Regions from separate parts of the Homo sapiens genome. Here region 1 is linked to region 2. Evidence: chromatin contacts called from ENCODE Hi-C or POLR2A ChIA-PET data. All regions are on one chromosome and are shown on one strand. The core of a region is the stretch at or near the end of the contact, and the rest is flanking DNA. Distances in the headings are between cores, read along the strand shown. Region 1 overlaps TLR4 (toll like receptor 4). Region 2 has its middle 61 kb from the start of TLR4.

Region 1 (5,673 bases), core at 1,748-4,247, 80 kb after region 2:
TTCTTCTAGCCTCTTTTTGCAAACTTCATTTTGACAAAGAATTCCAGGCAGTCTACAGCTGATTTTATTTCAATACAACGATTAAAATGGAAACCATATATGAAGATGACAAAGTTGAGCAGGTCCCAAACTCTCACTTTTAAACAAATGCTTGGCTTAAGAATCACTTAATGACTTTCATTCTGCTATCTATGTGTCTGTGTATCTAGGTACTAATTATCTATCTTTATGATCTTTATTGCTAGAAATTCTGGTTCAATATCAGAGGTTAGTCCTAAGGAATTTATATTTTAAAATATTCTCCCAGTTTTCGTGCACAGACAGATTTGGGAATTACTGTTATAATGGAAAATGGAGAATAACCACCCACATTTAATATGGTTATTGGTTTTGTTCTTGAGATTTATTGCTAAGATTCATGATAGCCCAGGCAAGGTCAGATAATGTATTTTTATTTTACACTGTATAGTTGATTCTTCTCAATCCCACTAGATCAGACTCTTTGGGATACTAGGATTGGCCTATTTGATGGTGAGCTCACTACATCCATTTAGATGTTGTGTCCATGCAATCATTTTAGTTCTCCTAGTTTCTACCTATCACGTTGTCATTTTCCCTTCTTTATCATCCTGGGTAGCTGAGACCCCACATAAATATATACCAGAAAAATGTTGTGGTCTTTTCTAAACTCTCTGAGGCATCTGTTGTCAATGTGATGTTGTTTTTTGTTTCCAGTCCAAAATATATCAAAGTAAAATTTAACTCCACTTTTGCTAAGTATTCATCTTGCCTTGAGTACTAAGATTCCAAAAATGACTTTCCCCTCTGAAAAACACAGGATTTCCTTGCGAAAACTTGCTGGGCCACTGCCAATCTTCCCAGAAACTCCTTTTTCCTTATCGTTGAGGGGAATTGGGGAAGTGATCACTGACGGTTGAAATTCAGTAGTTTTGGTCTTTAAGCTGAGACCCTGAGTCTTCTGAGGAGTCTACTGCTCCCCAGTGGGAAACACCTGCTGTCAAAATTTTCCTGCTTGCAAAGAGCACTTTTGAAATTAATGGCAGGGGATGAATATCTGGCTAGTGCTGTGCTCAGCTGAGTTATTAATAGGGCCTTCTGAGTCCTCTCTACACATCATCTTTGGCTGAATTAGCTGTGGTTTCAGCACCTGAGAGTCTAGCACCACTAAAGGCAGGGAATACCTTTGCCAGTTTCTGGCATATTAACAGCTGAGATCAGATAAGTGAACAGCGATAGAGGTAGTGAGGTTTAGGATTCAGGTCTGCCACCGGGAGCGCACCTCTGGGCTCAGGTCTCTCATTTGTAAAATGGGACATTTAGGTCAGATCAGCATTTTCAAAAGTGTGACATGTTAGTAAATAAGATGATTTTATGTGGTTGACAGATGAATGTATTACCTTTAGTGGTTATATGTTTATTTTCATGGTTACTTTTATTTATAATAAATTTTGTGACTAGCTAAGAATCAATTATCTCTTTAAAATATATTTAAGTTTAAAATGTGGGCCAACTTAGGAAAAAAACGGGATGAAATGAATTATATAAAAGGTATGCAGATTTGGAAAAATTTTGAAGGTGTCACAAGAAAGATTGGCAGTCAGAAAGGAATGAACCAAACGGCTGCTGAGGGTCAGGCCAGCTCTCTGACATTCTAGCATGTTCACATCTCCAGGGCTGTTTCCTTACCTATAAATTGTGGCAATTGGAGTAAATGTCCATTCCAGGAATTCTATTCTATGATTAGAGGTGTAACTTCATCATCCAGATTTTCCAGCATCCTTAACATGTGGTTTTAGCGTTCTAAACCTGATGATGCTATATCAAAACGGGAGACTCATTCGTCAAGTCATGATGTATCCATGTATTTATAATATTTCCCATGTTCCCTCATTTCTGAAAAGGATTAAGCTATCAACCCCATTGAGTTATAGGTGAAAGGCTGTGGAAACAAGACATTGATAGTGAAATGGCTCCACCACTAACAGGCTGTTGAACAAAGGCAAATCTCTTGATCTCTTTGCTCTTTGGTCTCTGTTTATCTATGAGATAACGTTATTTTTACGCTGTCTTCTGTGAAAGTTTTGAGAATGAAATGAGACAGAGCCTCCAATAAAATTTAGGGAAGTGCTACATAAATGCAAGGAGTTATTATGATAACAGATTGAAAACTCCTCCAAGGAGGAGTTTCTCTTTTGCCCCATGTTATAAACTCAAGAATATCTTCCATTTTGCCTACATATTCCAAAAGCTTTTAAATTAAGCTATATGTCATTCTTACAGGAGTCTCCTCTATTTCAGCAATGTGTATACTTGGTCAGTTTTAATTATCTTAAAGGAGAAGAATACAGTTTCTCTAAACTCAAGCACTTTTGTGGACTAATCCTTGCAATTATTCTTTCTTCTTTCCCATACTTGACATTTAAAGTGATATCTCCCAGGCTCCTACACTGTTAGTCACAGAGGTACCATTCGACCCCTTGTGCCTCTTACCATATGTGAATGCTTGTCAGTTGAGAGTAAACTTTCTTCATAAATTTCACAGTTGTGGATTGATAAAAACAGAGAACTCTGGTTCCTCATTCCTTCCTGCTTTCTTTCTTGAAATGCCATTCATGATGGTCCCTTATATCACTATAGGGCTGCTATCATCCTTCATCCTTATGCCACTGCAAATAGCAACCAACAGTGTCCTTAGTGCCAGCACTCCCAGGCATGCCCCTTTCCAAGCAGCAGGGTCAAGCCGCTCCCTTCCTGAGCTGTGGCATCTGTCTCTAAATCATGCTTCCTCCTTGCCTGCTGCAGGCCCTTGTCTCTGCCCTTTACTTTTTCTGGCTCTTGCCACGGTTTTGAATAAAACTCTTCCAAATATCTGAAGCTCAATTCTGTTGCCATTCTAAGCTCTCTAAATGTCACCACAATCTTCCTTCCTTTGCATTTTCTTATTGTGCACTAAGTTAGTTCTTGCTTAGTAAGTCTTGTCTTTCTCTCTGCTTTGACCTGTCAGTATTCCAACTTCCTTATTTTTTGATGTTCATTTTCTCCTTGCTCTCTTTCTTCCTTTCTTGTCTGTGAACTCCATTAACCGCTTCTGCATGTGACCATTAATGTGCCTGTCTTTCTTCTCATGTATTAGAGAGAACAAAAGCTTTGGGAATCAGACAGATCTGTGTTCTGATCCTGTCTTATGGTATCTGTCTTGTTTGTCTCGGCTTAAAATGGGGATAATATCTACCTCTCAGTTTTGTTGGCAGTTCAGTACACGGAAATAAAGTTCTCACTTTCTTTTTTCTCCTTGAGAGTGTTCTTTATTTTACTCATCTGGCCATCTAATATTTATGAAGAAGCTACTCTGTGGTTGAAAAGGCACATGAAGCTGCAGAAGTAAATGACCAAGAAGTGCCCTCAAAGTTACGGAGTTCAGATTCATTTTGGCAAGAGAGGCATGTCAATACACACACACACACACACACACACACACACACACACACACACACAATGTTATGCCAAAATGCAGGGTGGTGGGGAGTGGAGGGTTGTTCTTCCTAGAAGCAATCAGAGAAGGCTTTACAGAGGAGGGCCCATTTGAGCTGGAAATTGTAAAAGAACAGCTCTGCAGATGGATCTTTAAATTCTTAACCTAAAAGAAGAGCAAAAATGTAAATGATAAATCTGGGAAGTAATAAGTAGAAGACCATGTATAGCAGAGTTGAGGAAAGAAACAATATAGTATAAATACTGAATTACATGAAAGCTAATAGTTAATTGGCATCAGTTGACCCTGACAAAGACATTTATCTGGACTATGTCTCAATTTGCTTATCTGTCAGTTAAGGATGATATATTAAATGAGTGCTTATACAAACAAAGTGCTTAAAACAGTGCAAGGCACTTCACAGTCATCAAAAATGCTAATTTTTTGTGTGCTTTCATTATGAAATGGGGAGCATACAGCCCGACAGAAGCCTAGGTAATGTCTCAGCATTAAGCCCACTGGTTTGTGGTGCCTTGCATTTAGGAGGCCCAAGTCCTTATCCTGGTGTTGATACAAACTTCCTGTGTGACACTGGGAAGCTATAACTCAGTCTTGACATAATACAACTTGTTCTTCGGCTTCAAAAACTTTCCCAGAATTGGAGTGACCCTACCCTCCCTTTCAAGAAACAGACAAACATCCTAGAATGTTACAACATAAGGGTTGAAGAAGCTGTTGTTAAGTGATCATCTTGTTACCACAAAATTGTTAAACTGCATAACAGAGTTATGCAATTTCTTCTTCCCCTATTTTTTATTTTATTTTTCCATAAGGTATTGGTATTTCATTACATGAGTAAGTTCTTTAGTGGTGACTTGTGAAATTTTGGTGCACCCGTCACCCAAGCAATATACACTGCACCATATTTGTAGTCTGTTATCCCTCTCCCTCTTGCCACTCACAGCATTTGGGGTGTCTTCTGGGTCCTGCAGGAGCAGTCCACTTCCTTGAGAGGTTTTGTGGGTCCTCTTGGGAATGTTGGTTTGTTCTTGCAGTCAATTTGGAGCTAAAATTCACAATGCAAGCCTCTGGATGCTGCTCTGTCTGGAGCTGCAATCTAGTCCTGACTCCTCTCTGCCATGATCCCCTCCATACACCTTCTTCTCTTATTTTTATGCCAATGAGTGAAGGCCTCAACCTGGCCTTCCCTGCCTCTTAGTTAGCCTCCTGTTCTGCCTGATGTCACAAGGATAGTGAGAGGCATGGTCTGGATTTGAACCAGATCTACCTGTTCCCACTGCACCATGCTGACTTTGTATGAAGAAGCCACCAGGCTAGTGGTGGTGGTGGTGGTAGTAGCAGTAGTGAAATTCTATTGATAATACTACCTCTACCAATAATAATAAAAAAGGGGAGAGATGGAGGAAAAGGGGTGGAGAATCAAGTGAGGAATCAACTGGAGCAGTTCTACTTGATTCTGTTTTATGTTTTGGGTTTCTTGTTGACGGTTTAGCTTTTGTGATCTTAATTTTTGTTCTTTTTTGTTTGTTTTTGTCATTTCCAAAACTTCTGCTCAGCTTTCTATCCACTATAGGGATTCTTTCTACTACCACAAAACAATAACAATAAAGATCATAATAATGAAAAAATACAACATTCTTAAGTCCATTTATACCAAGTGAAACAGTCTTTTAGCAGTTTTCACGAACCAGGCACTACGTTAGGTGTTTTACGTGCATGATCCCATTTAATATTCCCAACCACTCTGTGAGGCAGGTGTCTTCATCGCCATTTGGCAGAGGAGGAAACTGAGGCTAAGGGAGTTTGAACCGATCCATCCAAACAACTTAGCTAGTAAATTACAGATAGTAAGATGGAAGATTAGAACCCATATGTGCCTAATTCCAAAAGCTGAGCTCTTCAATCCTACCCTGAAATATCTCCTAAGTATGATTGTTCAGATTATGCTAAAAAATCCAGTGACAGAGCTGATTATTTCCTCAAATGTCTCATTTATTGTTTGGCAGCTCTGATGACAGATATAAAGATGGAGATACATAAACTGACTACATCAGTCCGCCTATGCATGAGAGTTGGCCCATTATTTTCACCTGTGATATGGAATAAGAACCAAGAGTTTTTTTTTTACATGCATTTGGATATGATATAAAGGCTTGCTA
Region 2 (6,491 bases), core at 3,461-5,960:
TCACTCCTGGCAGACAACACACACCAAACGCAGCCCTCTTTCCAACTGAACCTGGACCTTGCCTGGGTCCTTTTAATCACACTATTCCAAGCAGCCACTACCAGTGAATTGGGATTAGCCTTAAAATAAAACCTTTTTCCAATCTTAAGTCACATGATGCCTAAGGTCTATTTTAACTTTGTTAAATGATTTTATATTTAATTGTGATGGTTCTAGAAACTAGCTTTTATCCAACTAAAAGTCATCAGAAGCCTATGATATCGTGGGCATCCCTTTATTCATCATGTGAGCAAGATATGTTTTCTAGAGTTTTGTGCTCACAACCTGGTGGAGGTGATAGACAGACAAGTAACTGAACAGATGTCTAGTTTTTATGTATTTTAAAATATTTTAGAAGAACATAGGAGGCAGAAGGTAATGTCCATTAGGGATAAAGGTGGTGCTAGCAAAAGACAAATCTGGAATCCTTGTGGACAATATGTATTTTGAGTAGATTTCAAGGTGGAAGGAATGAAAAAGGCATTTTCAACATTAAAAACCACTTAAACAGAGGCATCAAGGCACAGAGAGAGTTGTGTGTGGGAGAATGTCAATTTCTTGAAGGTCGAGAGTAAGTTTCTGTTCTGGATGCCTTAGTGGATGAGCAGTTGCTTAATTGGAATGCTTTCCATGTATTGATTGATTGAAAAATAAAAAAGATCACTCACAAAAAAGTAACTATGGGAGATGACAGATATGGTAATTTGCCTCACACTAGTAACCAACTTACTTTCTATATGTATCCTATAACATTTTGTTGCAAACCTCAAGTAAACACAATAAAATTTAATTTTTTTAAACCCCAAGGAAAAAAGGAAATGATGCTTATCTTTAGGAAGCTTACAACTGAACAGGAAAGCGGAGAAATATTTGGATATCAGAAAATGTGGGTTCCAGTTCTGACCCTAACTGCAACTTTGAGAAGTCACTCTCCCAAAAGCCAAGTTTCAAAGGTTAGAAAATGGCTTTATCTTAAGTGCTGACCCTGATGAGTCTGGAGCAGTGTGCTGAAAATATGCCTCAAAGACACAAATGGCATTGCTATTTTCCTGCTAAATGAATTAGCAAAGTCTGCTATGGGAGGGGCTGGGAGAATGGCAATACCAGTGCCATATATTGTCATCCCCACACAAGTCCATTTCCAAGGTCCCTGTGAACTCTATGTTCCAATGATTCTTTCAATAACCCTATGCTATCTATATTGTAACCTCAAAAGACAGCAGGTGGAGGAAATAAGATAATTTATCCTATGTCCACAGGATACACACACTATTGGAAACAAGAAAGGAAAACTCCTGACTACTCTCTTTTATTTTCAGATAACATTTTGAAAAATTCTTGGGCTCAGCATCCTTGGTTCCTGGCCATCAGCCCTGGTAAAATCAGTCCCTTCTGGTCCATTACAAATTAAATAATCATAGCTCTATTCATCAGGAAAATATATGCAGAAAGGCTTCATACTCCATCAATTAGTATGAAGGCTTCGAGCCTTTCATTGACTAACTCTGAGCACTTCATGGTGACTATTTCGCTCGTACATCCACGGGAGTAGGCAGAGACTGCCTGCTATTGCCTGGCTCGGTGCTTCCGTGTAATGATTCTTCAAGTGCCTGCATTGGGAGTATACATCTGCCTGGCCACATTCCTGGCATATGCCTTGCCCAGGTCCTTTTAATCACACTATTCCAAGCAGCCACTACCAATGAAGTAGTACTGTGTCCGGAATTGGTGGGTTCTTGGTCTCACTGACTTCAAGAATGAAGCCACGGACCCTTGCGGTGACTGTTGCAGTTCTTAAAGGCGGCGTGTCCGGAGTTTGTTCCTTCTGATGTTCGGATGTGTTTGGAGTTTCTTCCTTCTGGTGGGGTTCGTAGTCTCGCTGGCTCAGGAGTGAAGCTGCGGACCTTCGCAGTGAGTGTTACAGCTCTTAAGGCTGTGCGTCTGGAGTTGTTCCTTCCTCCCGGTGGGTTAGTGGTCTCGCTGGCTTCAGGAGTGAAGCTGCAGACCTTGCGGTGAGTGTTACAGCTCATAAAGGCAGTGTGGACCCAAAGAGTGAGCAGCAGCAAGATTTATTGCAAAGAGCAAAAGAACAAAGCTTCTACAGCGTGGAAGGCGACCTGAGCCGGTTACCACTGCTGGCTAGGGCAGCCTGCTTTTATTCTCTTATCTGGCCCCACCCACATCCTGCTGTTTAGTAGAGCCCAGTGGTCTGTTTTGACAGGGCACTGATTGGTGCATTTACAATCCCTGAGCTAGACACAAAGGTTCTCCACCTCCTCACCAGATTAGCTAGATGCAGAGTGTGGAAACAAAGGTTCTCCAAGTCCCCATCAGAGTAGCTAGATACAGAGTGTGGATTGGTGCATTCACAAACCCTGAGCTAGACACAGGGTGCTGATTGGTGTGTTTACAAACCTTGAGCTAGATACAGAGTGCCGATTGGTTTATTTACACTCCCTTAGCTAGACGTAAAGGTTCTCTACGTCCCCACCAATCTCAGAAGCCCAGCTGGCTTCACCCAGTGGATCCCGCACCGGGGCTGCAGGTGGAGCTGTCTGCCAGTCCCGCGACTTGCGCCCGCACTCCTCAGCCCTTGGGTGGTCGATGGGAGTGGGCGCCTTGGAGCAGGGGGTGGCGCTCGTCAGGGAGGCTTGGGCCGCACAGGAGCCCACGGAGGGGCGGGGGGGAGGAGGCTCAGACATGGCCGGCTGCAGGTCCGGAGCCCTGCCCCGCGGGAAGGTGGCTAAGGCCTGGCGAGAAATTGAGCACAGCAGCTGCTGGCCCAGGTGCTAAGCCCCTCACTGCCCGGGCCGGCGGGGCCGGCCGGCCGCTCCGAGTGCGGGGTACGCCGAGCCCACGCCTACCCGGAATTCACGCTGGCCCGCAAGCACCGCGCCCAGCCCCGGTTCCCGCCCGCGCCTCTCCCTCCACATCTCCTCGCAAGCTGAGGGAGCCGGCTCCAGCCTTGGCCAGCCCAGAAAAGGGCTTCCACAGTGCAGCGGCGGGCCGAAGGGCTCCTCAAGTGCCGCCAAAGTGGGAGCCCAGGCAGAGGAGGCGCCGAGAGCGAGCAAGGGCTGTGAGGACTGCCAGCACTCTGTCACCTCTCAGTACTAGGTACTAAATCTGTTAATATTTGTAGAAGAGAGAGTGTTCATAGGACATTGTACCGAACAACTTGTTAAGCAGATATAACATGCCTGACCCACTGCGAGGCATAGGAAGAGGTCTCCAGAAACACAAGGTGGACTTTCTTCCTTTCTGTGCTGTCTGTGAAAATAAGCAGTTGGGCTGGACTGTGTCTATCAGTGAAATACAATATGAGGAACAGAAGTGTTCCGCTTGGGTTTCCGGTTATAGGAGCATGGTGATTTTTCAGGTGATACTCATTTAGATTACAACTTGATAGCGGCTTCTTCTGAAACCAGGTGAAGAATTCGTGGCTAATATTGCCACAATTTGTTGTTTACTGTTCCTATCTGCTTTGTAACACCTGCACTATGCTGTCCTTCTTGCATCTCAAACAACATCCTCTCCTTTATCTAGAGCCAGATTTGTTTGGCTGTTAATGTGATTTGCCTCTAAGAAACATTCTCTGAAAAGTCCAGAACAGCCTATGTTTAACCTTAGTAGCCTTTGATACGTCTTTTTGCAGCATGCTTATGTCAGGACATAAAAAGTCTGAATGTGAATTACGAATGGAGTTGTGTGCCATTTGTCGTTCACAACTGCTCTGTGGTCAATTTGTTTTCTTATTGACTTTTTTTTCTGTTCTCATCTGTTATTTTCCAGATATTTATTGGGTACCTAATACTGTGTATTATTACCTTGGAATAAGTGGAAAAAGAATATAACTATAGTGCATCTTGTCTCTTAAAGCAGAGTCAAAATTCCTCTAGTAAAAGTCAGTTTTGTTTAGGCTTACCTCGTCATCTACCTGAATGGACCTTAGTGATTTGTTTAATTCAATCCTCTCTTTATATAGTTGAGAAAACTAAGGCTCCTAGAGGAAAAAGTGACTGACTCAAGGGTACGCAGCTCCCATGGGTGTAACCTAATTCTGATTCCTACTCCAGGGTTTCTTACCTATATGCTGCACAGTGCCCAACACTGTGCAGAAAAGAGGAAGGAAGAGGTCATCAGGGCAAGTTAAGCAGGGTAGCTAAGAAATTAGTGAGTCATTTATTTGCTGTATTTTCTCCATTCAATATATACTTTTTAAAGACTCGTTACTATTTGTGAGGTGTGAAAAAAACAGTCTCTGCCATCTGCCAGTTCACTTCCTGGTAGGGGAGAGAAATCCACACACATTTAATTTGCATACAGTTTAGAATTTTGGTAAGTGCTACGATCACAATAAATAAAATGAAACGTGTTTGAAGGTCAGAGATTAATTGTGTTTGGTCCTATGAGCAAGTTTCTTACATTTTAGAACTTAGAGTACACGAGGGAAGAGGCATTCCATGAAAAGGGGCTAGCGGAGGAACATAAGTGTAAAAGGCCTCCAAATATAGTTTGCAGCATATACCAGCAGCAAAGACAGGAAAGTACCCCACTTAGGATCTGCTGGAGGTTAATCCTGATCTTACGCCACTTCCCATTTAAGGTTTCATTGGTTTTCACGTAAGTGTGCATGGATGCAGTGTTAGCTCTGGCCACATGATGGCGGTGCAGGGCCACAAAAGGGTCGCAAAGCCTCTGAACTAATTTTGAAGGTTGTGTTTGTAAAAAATGCCGGGAAGGAAGAAGGGTGCCCCAGACCAGGGGTCAGAGCGGCTTGGAGGGGCTTCTGGGAGAAGACAGCAGCCCTCAGATCTGGAGAGGCGGGTGCCATTATTCTGAACCTCTGGTCTGTTCAGAAACTCCGGAAATAATTTAGATGTTACATAACCTGTAGCCAGTGAAGAAAGCAGCCCTTTTGAATAGTACCCATTTAAAAAAATAAGAAGGCTTATAATACCCCACCTCCCAGTTTCCCTGAATGCTTTCCTTCTCTGTCAGGGTTGTGCCTGTGGTGCCTTGTTGCCACTTTGGTTGAGTAAAATGAGAGGTAGTTATCCAATGTGTTGGGAAAAGGAATAAATTGTTTCTTAATTACAGTACCCCTCAGACAGTATACGGAGAGGGAAAGGACACTAGTCCAAAACCCTTTGATCTGGGCTTGCCTTGCTCAGGCCACTTGCTTGGTTTTTCTCATCTCTTGAGTATATGGCGTGGGGGGTGGTTTTGTGTGTGTGTGTGTGTGTGTAATGGTGTGTGGTTGTGCGATTGCACCTATGTGTAGTGGAGGGAATAGAGATACATGTGGTGGTGCTGGCACAGGCCATAGCTAAGGGCATTTTTGGCTCTGTGTAGAGTCTGGGATAGAGAAAGAGGAAGAGAGTGAGAGAGAGAGAGAGAGAGAGACAGAGACAGAGAAAGAGGGAATGAATTCCCAGAAGATTCCTGGGGTTAAGGAAATGATTTGATTAAAATCTCTGGCAAAGAGTGAGTTTTGAAATCGATTATTTAACCCATGTTCTTCCCTGACTTCTCACTTTTCAGTCCACCCCTGCATGCTGTCTGTGCCTGTCTTGTTCTTTCTGTCTTGGCAGCCACTCCTGTCTCCTCTCTTTCAATCTCTATTACCCTCAGTTTCCATCCTCTTTTCTGTTGCTTTCAAATAAAAGCTTTGTGGGAGAGAAAGAGGGCCTAGGGTCAGACTATACAGTGCCCCCAAGAAAAGGAAGAAAAGAATGATGGAAGAATCCCTGCTGTCTGTGTGGCTGGGGGTGGTGGGGGAAGCAATGTTGGAAGAGAGGGATGATAAATAGATAAGCCCCCACGTTGAGGAGGCTGCTGTCCAGGAGAAATCCTGCTTCAGAAGAGGAGGAAACAAATAAAGACAAATGTCCAGGAGCTGGAAATGGGTGGAGTTGATGAGATGGGGTGTTTGTTTGCGTGTGGAAATTGTAGCTTCTCTCTCTTTTCATTCTACAAAGACAGAACTTCTCAATTTTTAAGTCACAATACATTTCCAGAAATCATTTATTTCTAAACATTACCAGTCAAATCCCCCATTCCTTTCTGCTTTTAGAATTTGAGTGAGATTGATTTGTGTTTTTAATTTTAAAGGGCAGAAAAACAGGCTGTTCAAGTGTTCCGCTGGCATGGGAATTCCGGGCATGGTCTTTGTCCTCCTCCCTTCATTCTTTCCCACTCCCTCTTTTCTGCCCCCTCATCCACACCAGGGAGGGTCCCCAGGATGCCAAGATAATAATTTTGATTTGGTTTTATTTTTATATTTATAATGCAACGTAAATTTTTTTCCAGAATTGATATTTGTAAAGACCATTTTCAAATATACACAAGTCAGAGAGGCAGCGTGGGTGGGATTTGAGAAAGAATGTGTTGTTTTTCTCTGTTATCATTATTATTTACTAACCTTTTATTCAAGCACTGTAATGGAAGATCGA

What was found. Hi-C counts contacts between places; a loop is a spot of excess contacts on that map. ChIA-PET counts read pairs that join two places held with the same protein, here RNA polymerase II (POLR2A). Pooled maps may share reads with other maps.
Region 1: a loop to region 2 is called in a map with no recorded cell type, with 2.7 times the contacts of the local background. The contact joins two enhancer-like sites. A Hi-C loop is called at or near these places in 1 of 168 maps with a recorded cell type or tissue (endothelial cell of umbilical vein), 4 of 37 single-sample maps with no recorded cell type and 6 of 50 pooled maps. POLR2A ChIA-PET finds 5 or more read pairs at or near these places in 1 of 52 experiments (activated CD4-positive, alpha-beta T cell).

Annotation. Positions count from the first base shown.
Region 1 is chr9:117,721,419-117,727,091 of GRCh38, forward strand. It overlaps TLR4 (toll like receptor 4), which reads left to right. Exons shown (of 3, transcript NM_138554.5): 3 at 1-3,317. Among named protein-coding and RNA genes, the nearest start is that of TLR4, 20 kb to the left of the region's middle. Within about 2 kb of position 2,998, at least 6 of the 41 ENCODE cell types and tissues checked have a DNase peak (open chromatin) inside an H3K27ac peak, as active enhancers do.
Region 2 is chr9:117,640,146-117,646,636 of GRCh38, forward strand. No RefSeq gene overlaps it. Among named protein-coding and RNA genes, the nearest start is that of TLR4, 61 kb to the right of the region's middle. Within about 2 kb of position 4,711, at least 10 of the 41 ENCODE cell types and tissues checked have a DNase peak (open chromatin) inside an H3K27ac peak, as active enhancers do.